Regions from separate parts of the Mus musculus genome. Here region 1 is linked to region 2. The links are chromatin loops, found by intact Hi-C in ENCODE. Cell type or tissue: heart. All regions are shown on one strand.

Region 1 (8,000 bases), 140 kb after region 2:
TTTTTTTTTTAAACTCCCAATAAAAAACCAAATCCAAGTTTCTAAAGATGCATAAAGAGTTTAATACCGTAGAGGATGCGGGAAGTGTGAAAAATCTCAAACATTGCATGGTTTTATTTTTGTTGGCTGAGATTTGATTTTTGTTTTTATGCACTATGAAAGTGGTGAGGGCAAAAACCTTCTGTGCCAATTTATTTCAGATTCTTTTTATTTTATTTTTTTCCTGAAATCTTTTCCAAACAAAGATGCCATCCTATGATGGTTCTGGGGTTTTTACCACACCGATTTTCTTGCTCTGGACAAATGGCTCAGCTCATCTACATAGAAGGCACTGGAAAATATTTTTGTGAGCTGAGTGCAGCCAAGCGAGCGCCTAGGAATCCAGAGGAAGTGGAGGCCTCCTGCTCTGCACAGGAAACAATCTTCCAGCACGCCTTAAATGCCAGATTCCAGGCTAGTTTAACTAACCACTGACAGCTCTGTAAACAGAGCGGGGACAGGAGCCCGCTTCCCCTTTCCTGGGAGTCATTTTGGGTTTGGGGGCCGAAGGGAGATTCTGGAATATTTGACTGCATGGCACAGATACACAGCGGAAGCAGGCTCAGCATCTGAAGAGCTGGAAATTCTTCCAGAATCAAAGTCATCTCAGAGGAGGTAGGAAAGGGTCAAACGGTTGGATTACATCTGGAGAGAGCCAGGATTTTTGAGCTCTGAAGACAGTTTGATCAAAACTTAGCTGCCTTCTAAAATACTGCTTCCTAGGGATTTTTTTTTCTCCCATGATTTCTGCATACTTAAAACAAACAAGCAAACAAACAAAAACAGTGCTAACTAACTTCCAGACTATGCAAACGATGCCTGCGTGCAGCATTGTCTGATTTCTCCTTTCCTCTGTCTGCCCCCCCCCCACACACACACACACATACTTCTTTTCTTGCCCATTTTCCTCTCAGTCTTTCTTTCGCTGTCTGTCTTGTTCTTTGTTCATTTGGGTGTAAGTGTTGTCTGGAGTTCAGCGAGAGACAAAGGGCTGGATCATCCAGCCATTCTGAGGCCATGCTATCAATATTTCTGTCTCCTGAGATTCCTTCTTACTTTTTAAATGTAATCTGCACTCTTACTTGTTTTAATAGCTTTTAGAATGAAGGTGCACTCTGTTTGAGGTCAGCAATTGACCACTGGTTGCCTTAGCCGTATTCTAAGGTGTTTTTCTTAAAAATAAAGAAAAGATGATGGTGTGGGGTGGGAGGGACTAAATCAGGGGCTCATGACTCCTTGGTGATCTTGACTCCGCCTCTTTCCTTTAGATCAAGATATTATCTGGGTTCCCTAAACCCGAAACCTCACTATGGATGATTTTGAACGTCGCAGAGAACTCAGGAGACAAAAGAGGGAGGAGATGCGGCTGGAGGCAGAAAGGTAAGGATCCAGGATAACAGATATTCACATCACCAGCAACCTTGTTTTCAGATCACAAGGACTCTGCCCTCTGAAGGGCCAGTTGTGTCCATATTGCACATCAAACTATTTGTAAAAAGCAGTTATGGGTGTAAGTATTTTTCCTGCTAAAAGTCTAAATTTTGCATTTAAAAAAAACACATTTCAAGAAAAATGGAGATCAGAGAGAATCAGATAATTTCGTATTTATGGAGGCTGAACATTGTAGAATTTGTAATGGTAAAAGATAATACATAAAGATAAAGGCTTCAAATCACCCATAACACTGGAATGACAGAAGATGCTGACTGTTGGCTATCAGAAGCAGTTTGGCAAGCCCCAGAAGAGTCTTAGCTCAGATTTGATTCTTATTAGAAAAACCGTTGCCTGGCCGTCTGCATCAGGAAGGTTACTACAGATGGTCTGAGTGACTGGGGAGGATGTGGGGGCTGTTGGAAGCTGTTGGAATGTGTGGGGCAGCCTTTGAGGTGGTGACTTAGGGGACAGGTGGTTGGAAAAATGAAGCATTGACATGTGACATCGAGGGTGGAAATGTGTATCTTAACATTTAGTTAGGCCTCAGACAGAAGGACAGTGGCCTCTAATGATGTGGCTTCGATCAGTAGTTTAAGGAAAGCGTACCAAGTATTCACAGGGAGAAACAAGCCCCAAGGTTTTGCATGCCAGTAATTCCAGTGCACAGATGCAAAGCATAGTGGGTACAAATGACCTACCGCAGCCCTGCCGTACAAAACTGAAAAGCTGTTGTTATTGTTATCAACCATTATTAATAACAATCCTATCTAAGTAATAAACAACGGCTGGATAGCTGGGAATTAATATGAATGCCAAGTGAAGGAAAGACTATTGTCACCCTGAGATTAAACTATTCACAGAAGTTTTGTTGAGAGTTGTGGTATGCTACGGAAAAAGTAATTGTGGAGATAAGTAAAACGGAAGCTGTCTAAAACAGAGCGTCAATAAAATAAAAGGAGGGAGGGACAGAGGGGAATGCATCCAACATAGAAAATGTATCTATCCGACTTTAAAATAATAGTTAATAATTAAAAATTTAAAGCATACAAAACTAAGGAAATGACCAAAGGACCGGTGGTTGCCAGGAGCTGGACAGGAGGGAGGGAGGGAGGAGCACACAGGCAGAGCACAGGATGTTAGACCCGCAAAACCACCCATGAGATAGTATGATGGCAGATGCGTGCCACTGCGCTGGAACTCAATGCAAATTATGGAATCAAAGTGGAATGACATGTGTGTACCTACATTATCCACAGTCACAAGTACAGCACTGTGTATGGGATGCTGATAATGGCAGAGGCTGCGGCTGCAACTGGGGAGGGGAGGGGACAGGGCAGCATGGAAGACTTGCCATTTCCACTCAACTTTTCTTTGAACCTAAAATTACTGCAAGGAATACAGTTTATCAGTAGAAATGACAGAGTGGGGTAGGAGAGGCTGACTAGGTGTGAAAACGAGACAAGCAAAGCTCCAGGGAGAAAGAATCTGCTGCAGGGAGCTTGAGAGGAAGGGCATCTTAGGACCCTCACTAGGGATGAGAGTGTGGTGGTAACGGTTAGTTACGGTGGACTGAGATTTAGAGACTTGGCATCAAGCATACAGTCGTGAGAGCCTGAATCAGAGCAGTCGGAGGGAGGAAAGAGATCCCACGTGGCAATCAGCAAACCTGTCAGGAGCAGGGACAACTCAGTCTGAAGACTGTAAGCTCCAGTTCCGAATTATTATAGTAAGTTAACCTAAAATAGAGCGCTTCCAAGGCTCAGAGCTGCAGATGCCTTCATCCATTCTCCATGCATGTTTATCAGGCATCGTCAAGAAAAGTCTCGGCCTCGTCTCCAGTGGAGAAAGGTGAGAAGACTCTATTCTTGGTGGTCATGGTCATAGTGTTGAATTTCAGGTAGAAACCACATCAACATGGGGATTTCCCCCCAGATGTTAGAAGACAGGAAACTTGGATTTTTATTCAGAAAGAAGAGAAAATCGTATAAGATAGGTCCATTGGGACAAACCCATTGCCAATAAAAAAAGCTGAAGTCATATCCTCCCCCACCCCCCAAAAGCTCATATGAGAGAGTAAGAGATCATAAGGGCATAATGGAAACATCACAGGGAGCAACATAGCAGAGAGACAGAGAAGACCTAGGGAAGGAGCAGACCTGAAATTGAGAGGACATTGAAGACTTGTGGACACCACCTAGACAGGAGGAACACACCTCTACTTCCTCTGCCTAATTCAGTGCTACTGGCCTTGGGATTCTCCTGGATTCTTGAGTTCTCAATCTACCCAGCAAATGCCTACCGAGGACTGATCAAGACGAAGTGTCTGAACAGAGATGGGAGAAACGAAGGTGATCAGCAGACACTTCTGTATCTCAAAGACTCATAGGAAACAAGAGTACAGAAAGCAGATGAGCAGAGGAGTAACCCTGAAGAACGCTGGGGCTAGAGGGATGGCAGAGCAGAGTGTGCACCTCGTTAGATGGAGTTCTACACCAACAGGCAGTGAGAAGCATCTCACAGTGGTTTAAGCCAGGCTGCGACGTAGGGTGAATAAGCTTCATTTTCTCATAGCCAGAACTCTAAGAACTGGCCACACAGCTGCTCCGTTCATGCTTCCCAGGGTGGTGGTGATGTGTGAACAAGGATTTATCTTCTGTTAGTGTTGGTTGTAAAAAAGCCTGTATGCCAAAGCTTAATTAGGCGCCATTAATAACCTAAAACAAATACATGCATCTTTATTCAAATATTGCTTAACCAACACTTCTGTCTACATTTCTGCTTGTTCTTAACAATGGCCCTATGTTTGTACTGATTTTACCTGTTTGTGTCTCAAGGGGCACTGTATAGGTCTGCTGTGCTGGAATTAGGTCAACCTCCATCAGCATTTGGTAAAATGATCATTTATGGCAGTAGTGAAAGTTAGACTTTATGGTCCAGCAAGATTCCATGGCAAGTTCAGGGTGTGTCCAGGAAACAGATGGCCAAACCAGGAATCCAGGGCTATCTAAAAATCATAGTTCAGATCTGAGGACAAAGGGCATGTAAGACCTTAGGCAAGTCCCTTCCTCTTCCTTTAACGCCAGACCCTGGCTTCCTTTGTCACAGGAATGAGTGCTTTCTCAAGGGAATCAGAGGTCATTTCCTCTTGCTTTTGGAATTGTCTACTTCTGTTTGCAATAAGTCAGATATTGCTTGATTTGAAATCAAATACGTAATACAGAATCTTACATTTTTTTTAAAAGACAGTTCTAAGGCCCTATAAAATATACCTAGGGCCAGGCAGGGGAAGAATTAACTGTCATCTGGATATGGAGAATAAAAAGAAGCCATGCCAGCTTCGGAATGGCAGTAGAGTCAATGCAGATAAAGTTGGTCCAAGGGTCAAGGCTACAGATGCATTCGTTTGTTCTCAACACATTTTATCAGGCATCTCTTTTGCTCTATGCTCTGTTCGGGGCAGAGGACTGGGTAATTTTCTCGGGGTTGGAATACTTGACCATCATACTCAGGCTTTAGGTTCAATCTCCAGCACCACAAAACTGGATAAATAAATGAAGTGCTATAACAAATGCACATATACATATAGAAAGAGTATCTATAAAGTGCAAGGTTCTGCCCAGACCTGTAGAGACCAACAGTCACCTGTAGGGATAGTGTGCCAGGAGTCAGGAAGACCATATTAGATTAGAGAGATCTTGACCAAAAGCATAAGAAAGACGTTTCGGTTGGCAGAAGGGGATCTGTGCATAACCAGAGAAAAATCTTAATGTGATGTTTCTAAGCAAAAGGCATTATTTGTATACATTTCAAGCTCAATGGCATTTTAATCAATTGCCTGTTTGAGCAAATGAATGTGTAAATAAATAAATATTTACTTTTGTTAGCCTCATGGGAACAAACAGCTGCCCACATCTATTCTGCTACTCTTTCTGTTTCTGGGTTTTTTGCATTCTCTCTCTTCTCTCTCTCTCTCTCTCTCTCTCTCTCTCTCTCTCTCTCTCTCTCTCTCTCTCTCCTTCCCTCCCTCCCCCCTCCCTTCCTCTCTCTCTCCCTCCCCCTCCCTTCCTCTCTCTTTCCCTCCCTCCCTCCCTCCCCCTCCCTTCCTCTCTCTCTCTCTCTCCCTCCCTCCCCCTCCCTTCCTCTCTCTTTCCCTCCCTCCCTCCCTCCCCCTCCCTTCCTCTCTCTCTCTCCCTCCCTCCCCCTCCCTTCCTCTCTCTTTCCCTCCCTCCCTCCCTCCCCCTCCCTTCCTCTCTCTCTCTCCCTCCCTCCCTCCCCCCCTTCCTCTCTCTTTCCCTCCCTCTCCCTCCCTTCCTCTCTCTTTCCCTCCCTCCCTCCCTCCCCTCCCCCACCTCTCACTCTCCCCTGGCATCTCTGATGTTCTCAGGGCATCATGCTCATCATCACAAAACTGCAGCCACCTGCTTCTGTGTCACTTCCTCTGCATCTTCCTGGACTTAGTGCTGACTGTAGATGCACAGGCTTTTAGGAAAGGATCCATACTTTTGCAGAGGCATTGTTTTATCCTACTTTAATACAGAGATCTTTTATATCTTTAAAATGTATCCAGTAAATGAGGACTAATAACAGCACAGCAGGAAACTTAGCTGGAAGTCATAAGGACATAAATACAGATATATAGGTATGTATGTTCTATAACAGCAGCTATCAATCTATGGGTTGTAACCCCTTTGGGAATTGAAAAACCCTTTCACAAGGGTCGCATATCAGATATTTACATTATGATTCATAACAGTAGCAAAATGACAGTTATGAAGTGGCAATGAAATAATGTCATGGTTGGGGGTCACCACAACATGAGGAACTGTTTTAAAAGGTCACAGAACTGGGAAGTTTGAGAACCACTGTTCTATATAAATGAAGGAACACTCAGCAGTATCATGATCAAAGATGGTAAGCTTAGCAGGTATGGTCATGGGTTTTGGCAGTAGGGCCTATGGGATTGATCCTCGGCCTATCCCTTAAGGCTGAGTGAGCACTGGTAAGACAACCAATCCTTCCAGTTTTCTGCTTGCCCCTGTATAAAATGAGAGCAACGGAAGTATCTACTTCATAGATTCTTACAGGCTGAGGAGATATGAGGAAGCATTAACACAGCACTTAGCATTTTGCAACAGTAGACATCACTATTAATGATTATTAGTTAATTTGATTCTCTGCAACAACACAACCTAAAAAAGTCAAAACTATCATTGTCATTTATACATCTCGGAGAATGTGAGCACCCTGAACTAGGAAGCCGGGATTTGCTGTTTTGTGAAGAACGGTGAGTGGGTTTGATGGCTGTCAAGTTTCTGTCAGACGGAAGAGGCAACGGGTTCACCCTGAGCCGTTCTTTCATGGGGTGTCTCTCCCGTGAAACAACCCTTGGTGGTGCTGCTCTCTGGGAGCAGGTCTCTGGTGGCCACACTCTGTGTCAGACTTCCTCTGCACCAAGCACAGGGCCAGGGCTCTCACTTTTCAAGTCATGAACTCACTACATTCCCGGGCATATGCTTTCCACACCCAGTGGCAGCTCCTCTTTCCATCAGAAGAAAGGCCTCTATTGTAGAACTGTTATCAGATTCCAAGACTTAGAGACATAAATAAAGCAAAAGAAAACATGCTAGCTGTTTTTATCCGTCATACATTTTTATGGGCTTCTGAAATATCCCGATGATTAGACATTTGAAAGTAAATATTTTTACTGCTCTAGAAAAACAAGCAAGTTTTAAAAATCCATTTGATCCACAGAAATCCCCTTCTAGAGCTGTATCATTGATGTTTTTCCCCCATGATTTAATACCAAGGCCCATTGACAGTTAGAGTACAGACAAGTCCACATGAGAACACTTATTCAGAATGCTTAGATCATGACCTTGAGTCTCAAGTACAAGTCTTTAAAAATACATTTTAAGATGTCTGAGCAGAACATTATTTTCCATTAGGAAGTTAAATGAAACATTCTTTTGAAACTGTATAAATCATTAAGGTACTTACATTTGCCCAAAAATGTTCTCTTAGAAGATTGATTACTCCAGAAAGAAGAAAAAGAACAGAAAAGGAGGGTGTGTGTGGGGTGGGGGGTGGGGGGAACGACTAGCCTTTGGTATTGAATTTTGTTTCTGTATTTCCTATTAAAGTCCTTCTAGTTTGAAGGCTACTTAAAAACACTTCTTAGAGTTTTATGTATATGTCTTAAGGCCAGAAGAGGATGCTAGATCTCCTGAAGCTAGAGTTACAAGAGCCACCCAACTAGCTTTCTGGGAAGAAAGCTCGGGTCCTCTGGAAGAGCGCAAGGCACGCCATCTTAACCCCTGAGCCGCCTCTCTAGCCCCCTCTTATGCATATTTCAAACTGTTTCATTTCAGTCCAACTCGGATGTAGGGAAATGGACAAAACTCGGTACTTTCCAGTCGCCGTGATTACAGTGTGCATGGATTCCCCCCTCCCCCTTTTCAGACTCCCGAGTTTGAACACTTCGTCTCTAGCTGTTGAGGCCATTTGGAAAAGTCATAGAACCGTTTTGG
Region 2 (8,000 bases):
CTTTTCTTTTTTCTTTTCTTTTCTTTTTGAATTTAGGAAGATTGACGTTTCAAGACTGTCTTTCCAAAGGAAGCCTGATGTCGTCTGAGAACCCAGCTGGTCTGCATTTACACGTATTGAACTGAGATCTAATAACGAGCCACAGTCACAGTGATCTGGGGAGCTAACAGACAAGGAAGGAGGGAATCAGAGGGACTGTGGACTAGAAGGATGTGGTGGCTCGAATGAGACTGGCCCCCATGGGTTCATATATCTAAAAGTCCGATCCCCAGTTGGTGGAACTGTTAGGTAAGAATTGGGCAGTATGGCCTTATTGTAGGAGGGGTGGCTGTGTTGAAGGAGGTGTATTGCTGGCGTAATCTTTGAGGTTTTAAAAGCCTACATCATTCCAGCTAGCTTTCTTTCTACCTTCAACTTTCAGATAAGATGTAAGCTCTTAGCTACTGCTCAGTGCCAAGCCTGCCCATCTGTCTCCATGCTTTCTATCATGGTGGTCATGGACACACCCTGGGAGACTGTAAGCAAGTCTCTATTAAATGGTTTCTGGCTTATGGTCTCGCTTCACAGTGATAGAAAGTAACTAAGGCCTTAACTTCAGAAGAGAAGAAAGTCCATTCAGGAGGCAAATCTTGCATATAACCTGAAGGAAAAGATCACATGCCTAAACCCAAGAGGCTCCATGCACTCTCTCTCTACAATACTGTCTGCAATGAAAACAGTATCATTAAACTAACTCAGTCCAGCCAGGGGCAGTAGTTGATTGCTAACATTAGCTGTCACCTAACATTCTGGGCATCAAGCATGACTGTATGAGACCACAGCAGACTGACCATAATAAATTAATTGACCTACCTTGTCATGTCACACACACACACACACACACACACACACACACACATATATATAACATGCTGAATATATATGTATACACACACATATATATGTGTGTGTGTGTGTGTGTGTGTGTGTGTGTGTGTGTATTCTCCTACATCTTATGTTAGCTTTCTGTGAAAACACACTTAAGTATAAACAACTTAAAAGGAGACAGATTTATTTTGGGTTATGTTTTCAATCCATGATTGTTTTCTCTGCTGTGTTCATGGCAGCACATCATGATGGCAGAGAGAGAGAGAGAGAGAGAGAGAGAGAGAGAGATCTCAATATTCCTTATAAGAACATGACCTAACTTTTTATACTAGACAGACCCCACCACTCTTAAAGGTCATACCTCCACTACCGCCCCTTAATAGCAGCATAAATTGACAATCAACCCTTTAACACATGGGGTAACATTTGAGTTCCAAACTCTAACATTTGCATAGTTATAACAAGGAACAAGTGAGGTCACATATGTAAAGTTCATTTAGAACATGCTGAGTTTCTGTATATAGGCCTGAGCTTTTAATATTTTAGGAAAATTTTATCTTATGATCCATTAAGGGTCAAGATGGCTTGGGGTCTTTCATTGGTCCTCTTGTAGTGATATTAAGTTAGAAGTAAGATGGTGAGCTCTCAAAACCAGTATACTTGAAACCTATTGTCTTAGTTTTCCATTGCTGTGATAAAAAACATGACTGTCTTAGGGGTTTTATTGCTGTGAAGAGACATCATGAAAACAGCATCTCTTTCAAGGAAAGCATTTACTTGAAGCTGGCTTACAGTTTCAGAGGTTTAGTCTATCATGGCAGAAAGCATGGTAGCATACAGGCAGACATGGTGCTGGAGAAGGACCTGAGAGTTCTACATCTTGATCTGTAGGCCAATCCTATGAAGACATTTTCTCTATTAATAAAGTCCTTTTCCCCAAATGACTCTAGCTAGTGTCAAGGTGACATAAAACTAACAAACATCCCCCCATACACACACACACACACACACACACACACACACACACACACACACACACACACATTTCCCATTTGATTCATTAACAATGTTTAGAAAACTGCAAGCTCAAACCAGTACTAAACCTCATGTATGGTCTGTATAAAGACCCTTAGACCGGAACAGCATTGTCTCGTGGGTGACGGGAGGCATATTTGGAGATATTTTTGAAAGTTCTAACTTTGGGGATAGGGTTGAGCCATGTTATTGGCACATGATGGGTGGAGGCTAGGGCTGATGCTGACCATTCAACCATGCAAGCGATGCTCCAAAGCCTCAATCATGCTGTGGGTGAGCCAGCCCAATTTAGAGATAGTAAACTCATTTGGGAAACAGAAAGATCCTCTTAGTGTCTGTGTCCTACTAGTTGTTAAATCTGAGAAAAGCTGTGAAAGAGCAGGCACTCAAGGGGGTCTACAGACCTTTTAACATCAAGCTGCTGCTATGAGTTCAGATGAGCATGCCTGCCTTTTGGACAAAACCAGTAGATCTGTGGCCTCTTGAATGCCAAAACTACGCCCAGGGCTTGCTCTGTAGTAACAGAGAGAATGTGTCCATAAAAGGGATGGGCATCGCTGCCAGAGGGATTCCCTTCAAGGGTTTCCCTTGTGAGCCTGAAAAATCACTGGGAAATAGCTGGGCCAGCCAGCCGCTGAGTTCCAGCTGCTCGCCATAGCATGTTTAGATTTCCCCCAGGGTGAGAGTGAAGAGGCTGCAGGGAAGGCGGCTCTTTAGCCCTAAAAAGGCCTTGTTTAGGAACCATCTGCTCATTTCTTGGATAGGAGGACCGGCATTGCTGGGAAAGGCCGTAGAGAAAGGGACTTGGGATGCGCACCCAGGAAGTCAGGAATGTAGTCGCATGGGGGGTTGGGCTCATCAGGAGGAAGGGCTAGCTCCAGCTCCCAGAGCTGCACGGTGACTCTGTGGCCTTGCACGAAGAAAGGAAAATAACTGTAAGGACTGCACACCTACTGCAGGCCTGGGTTAATGTTAGTGCTACGTATGCAGTACAAGTTTGCTTTATTTTTATGGTAACGTGTTGAAGTGACTTGGTTAAATCATGCTGTCGGCAGCTCTCTAAATCAGCCTCAGCTGACTCCAGGGACCATGATTTTCTTCTGTACAATACTGCCTCCCCAGATCCTCAGGCCCTCTATGCCTCAGTTTCCCTCCTTGTTAAATGGACATAGCCAGGTGCCAAAGGAGGAAGGGCAAAAAAAGAAAATTGAAAGCTCTGTGATGCTTCAGCATGAAGGTGTGCCTGGCCTCCAGGGGGCGCTCAACATGCTGGCTTTCTCACCTTTCCCCTTCTCTGCCTGGATGGATGGTTCTGAGGACATTTATCAGTCACCACACATAGAGAAGTATCAATATATCTATAGTCAGGATCTTGTGGTCACCCAGGCTTCTGGCTTCTGTATCCTTCTGTCTGCAGTTCCAGCAAATCTTGGGGGTTAAGGACGCAGCTGAACCCCCACCCCCGGGCCTCCCTTTTCGAGGATGAGGTTAGGTTTTTCTGTTTGTTGTCCTGGTCTGGGTGCCAGGTGGATGACCCTCTCCGGCTTTGCCTGAGACCCTGAATCTAATCTTTCTTTTGTTGGGTGGAATCTTACCTTAGTCCAATATTTTTTGAACCTCACTAAAGACGTTGACAGTCATCTCCTCAGTTCCTCTCTCCTCCGTGGAACTAATCCGTAGGTTTAGCCCAGCTCTTTTCATGCTACACACTGCCGGGAGGATGCAAACTCTGTTCTGAATAAGGGGTGACTTTGCCTCGTTTGCAATTTGTACCTACATCTCAGGAACATTTTCAAAATGAGTGAGTTATGTCAAATTTTCATTATTCCTGTTTCCTGACCAGGTATGATATCAGTACCCACCCAAACCTCTAGATTCTGCAGTGCTCCTATTTCTAACAGTTGGTGCCCAGTGTATGTGGATCCTCTGTGCTCTGGTCTCATCCAACAAAATGTTAACAGACACAAAAGGCTCACCTTGTTTCCAAGTGCAAGGAATATCCAATCCTAACCCCTGGAACCTGTAAATGTTATCCCCAGCCCCAATAATGGTTGTAATTGTCTTAAGAACCCCAAGATGAGCCCATCCTGGGATATCTAGGTGGATTATCTAGAATATAGTCTTGGGAGTCTTTGAAAGAGGCAGACAGAAAGTGATCAGACCCACAAAGAAACAGGGACAGAGACTGGAGTCATCTGCCTGAGGAGTACCAGGTGAGACCAGTGGCTGCTCGAGGTGAGAGCCAGGTTCTCTTTCAGAATAACGTTTTGTATTTTTACCTCTTTGTTTAAAATAAGCTGATTGTAGTTTCTCTTTGCCAACAACTTGCCTGTTATTTGGTTTTAAATAAGATAAGACAACTTAACAGGAGGACTAAGACACTAAAACTCGATCTGCTCATCCACCTGGCCTCAAAGGGACGAGTGGGTGGCTAGTGGGTGGCTGGTGGGTGGCTAGTGGGTGGCTAGTGGGTGGCTGGTGGGTGGCTAGTGGGTGGCTAGTGAATGACTAGTGGGTGGCTAGTGGGTGACTGGTAGGTGACTAGTGGGTGGCTAGTGGGTGACTAGTGGGTGGGTAGTATATTCTGTGTGGACACAGTGGGAGGAACTATTAGTTTACGTCCTTGGGTGGAGCCACAGAGCCTGAGCTCTCGTTACATCACACAGAGTAGCAAGCACATCTAAAACTGTAGACATTGTTTGCTTCCAGAAATCCTTTTGATAAATGTTCAGACAGCACTGGCCACAAATATTAAAAATGTCAGAAAGCAGAGAAATGGCTGACAAAGGGATTAGTGTGCAATTAGCAAAAGCAAACTCCACACACTAACTACCCTGTGGCTTAAACTTCTGAAAATCCAGTGTAAGACCCTTAGATTGGTAGTAAATCGTGTCTTAAAATGTCCTTCTCCCCTGCCCATGTCTTTTGAAGAAACACAGAAACAGCTGTGTGGATTCGTCTATAACATTTTGGCCTTAGTCATCTTTCAGAATGAAAAAAGGCTAAGTTTTAGCCACTGGTTACCATAACTAAGAATGTTCTAAGCTATAAAATAGTAAAATAAAAGGTGATTTTAGGGTTAAAGTCAACTTTCAGTTTACATGAGTCGTAAGATTTCACTTACCAGACAGGACAACCTAAGACACACCTTTACCAGCAACATTCCTTCCCTCAAACATTCTACCACCTCTCAGAACAGCTCTCCCAGCTAGGAATAAAGTTTTCAATCTTATGATGAACCTGTGGGGGGATTTTTCACCCCGCCCCCAAATATAATCTTCATATATGCGCTCTTCCTGTCTGCCCTGAGTCTTGGCTCCAACTCTCCTGGTTCTTTTTTTTTTTCTCTCCCAGTTCTTTCTACCTCTATCTTTGTCTCTGTTTCACTCTGACTCTCCTCCTTACTGGATCTAGAGCCCTACAGTCATTCTCCTACTTCCGATTAGCCCACAAGTGCACCCAGGACCTTAGCAAAGACTGTGTTGATATTCTCTTCCATCGAAACACTGAAGTTTAATACTTAATGTGAGAGTACTAAGTGTGGGGGCTCTGCCCTCACGAATGGGATTATAATGCTTATAAAAGAAGCTGTAGGGTATCTTTTGCCATAGAGAACATATAGAGATGCTTCTAAGAATAATAAGCCCTGCCTGGACACCGCCCTGCTTCCTCCCATGATGATAACAGACTAAACCTCTAAAACTGTAAGCCAGCCACAGTGAAATGTTTTCCTTTGTATGAGTTGCTTTGGTCATGGTATCTTGACACAGCAATGAAACCCTAACTCAGATATTTATGAATGGACCAGTTTAAAGTATTTAATTAAGATGTTTGTGAAGGAACCCATTTAAGGTATTTATAGCAGCTGAACTAAGACAGCCTCTACCTCTGTCTCAACTCCCTCCTCTGCTCCACTTCCCTGGAATTTTTATTTCCACGAGCTCTTTCCTTTAGCCTCCGCTGTGTAGCATGGATCTTTGAAGTGGACGGGACTCCAGAGTGAGTGTGTGTCCTGGCTGTCTGTCTCTACCACTGTCATGACCGAGGGAAGACCTGAGAGCTCATATTACCTGTCTCAGCTAGCTTAAAGGGGAAATCAATAAAATTGATTTTATTGTTGATAAGCCTGGTTCTGAAGAAAGATGCTTAATGATGTCTGTTAAATGATATCATAATTATATAAAATAATTAGTATACTTGACCTACCATTTCAATATCTAAGACAGAATATATGATACATATAATAAATTTGATATATTAATATACAAAACTGTATGTAACCATATAAAGCACATATTATACAAGGTTATTTTTAACCAAACATTTTATTAAACTTTAAGAGGTTGCTGATATGCAGTTCTGTCATGGCTTGGGCTATCACATGGAAAGACTTTACCAGAACATCTGGATCACAAAGAGGTTGGTTGGAGAGAAAAGAGGTGCTATTAATGTTTTATTACATCAAAACAGCATTTCCTATAAAGAACAAGCTCTTAAAAATTATATGCAATATGCCAGATTTTTTATGTCTTCTTTTTCTTTCCAATATCCACAAGGAAATTCATCCATTTTGTTTGTTCAAGCACACACCACATTGTACCACCCAAGAGTCTTTGTTTAATGCCAACCATCTGGAGATGTGTCTGAGACAGGTTGTTTTCAGTTTTCATGAAAATGTGTGGTGTCAAGTAGATGCAGCCCACGTGTATGTCTTTGAAGTGCCGGGATACTGACACATCACCTCTGCGAGCACGGGGTCCCCAGTTTAGACATGTCAGAGTATTTGGAGGGCTCTGGATGGAAAAACTCACTTGCACATTAACAGATGCCACTCTGTATATTTGAATAACTGAGTTTAGATGGGTGTGCTACTGAGTTAACCTTGAAACTCAAGCTTGAGTGGTAATGTCCACACATGCCTATGATCTGGTGAGTGTGTGTGGATATCATGCAGCACCCTGATTTGGATAGCACACAAACATTCCTAAGGGAGTGGTTTCATTCTTTCCCTCCAGCCCTCCACCCTCTGCATGTGTGTGCTCTGCCCTCTGCATGTGTGTGCACACAGCCCTGGGTGGAGCTTGTTCTTGGTGGAAGAGGAATGACACACAAGTGCTATGGGGTTGCCAAATCCTGCCCCAGGGGCTCAACCTACCATTGTGTTATTTCTTCAAGGGATCTTAATGTTGAATTTGGAATTTATGATAAACCTCTGTGGCCACCTGGGATTATACAGTGCTAGGAATTAGAGAATGGAGTCCCCTAGAAGAAACTCTTGAATAAAATAACCATGCCATCAAATGCATGGTAATATTCCCAAGTATTTGACCAATTTTCTTGTTTCACAGGGTGGTGTCTACAAGAAGAAACCTCTAAGTGGGGTAGTGCTATATACAAACCTAGGTCTTTTTTATACTCTGAGAAAGATTTGTACTTCTGGGGTCCCTGTGAGTCTAGCTCACAGGACAAAGGGTTTGAGGGGGGTCTTTCAAAATATCTCATGTGCATCGATGCATGCCATGTTCCTGTGATGACATCAATTGAGGGTTACTTAACCAAGAAAAAAAAAATTCTACCATGACACTGATCAAAAATGTATAAGAGCTCTTCTTAAAGGATGAGAAAGAGTGACAAGATGAGATCTTGTCCTGAAGGAAGCATCCTTTACCAGGGAGATTTGGCTCCAAGCTTTCCAACTCACAGAACTTTCCACTGTAGATGGGAATGTAAGCCTTCTTCTGGTATCTAATGGTCAAAGAGGATTGAAGGGCCAATGTTGCCCTGCCTTTAATTTCCTGTCACAGATGCTCCAAAGAGAAATCACATATTCTTTCAGGTAAACAAAATGACTTCCTCTCCCCATCTCCCAATGAAAAGCTAACGGATGCCTATAGCTGACCGCATCTGACCTGACTGATGTGAAGATGAGCTTAAACATGGCCTGCAGACCCCACACACCTTACAGAGCAGATGCTTCCTGATACGGTTAGCTATGTTCCTCGGGTTTCTAGAGCCTCTTCACTACGAAGAATCGCTGTCTTCATCAAATAGGAGGTGCCTGCCCTTGAGCCTGCTTAACCTGTCTTCTACTCCCTGTC

Evidence for each region. Hi-C counts contacts between places; a loop is a spot of excess contacts. Peaks named below come from ENCODE experiments on the same cell type or tissue, not always from the same donor. Only the 100,000 strongest peaks of a DNase experiment are listed, where the experiment ranks them.
Region 1: it touches region 2 in a loop (2.4-fold over the local background); 2 of 42 quality-filtered maps call a loop at or near these places.

Annotation. Positions count from the first base shown.
Region 1 is chr6:34,684,656-34,692,655 of GRCm38, forward strand. It overlaps Cald1 (caldesmon 1), which reads left to right. Exons shown (of 14, transcript NM_001347100.1): 3 at 1,308-1,419. The coding sequence starts at 1,349. Among named protein-coding and RNA genes, the nearest start is that of Gm13861, 35 kb to the left of the region's middle. In heart, a CTCF peak has its summit at 4,307; DNase peaks (open chromatin) are centred at 426 and 4,466; H3K4me3 peaks cover 329 bases; H3K27ac peaks cover 2,099 bases.
Region 2 is chr6:34,546,054-34,554,053 of GRCm38, forward strand. No RefSeq gene overlaps it. Among named protein-coding and RNA genes, the nearest start is that of Gm32942, 13 kb to the left of the region's middle. In heart, a CTCF peak has its summit at 3,154 (motif pointing right); no DNase peak of the experiment used is centred here; H3K27ac peaks cover 1,169 bases.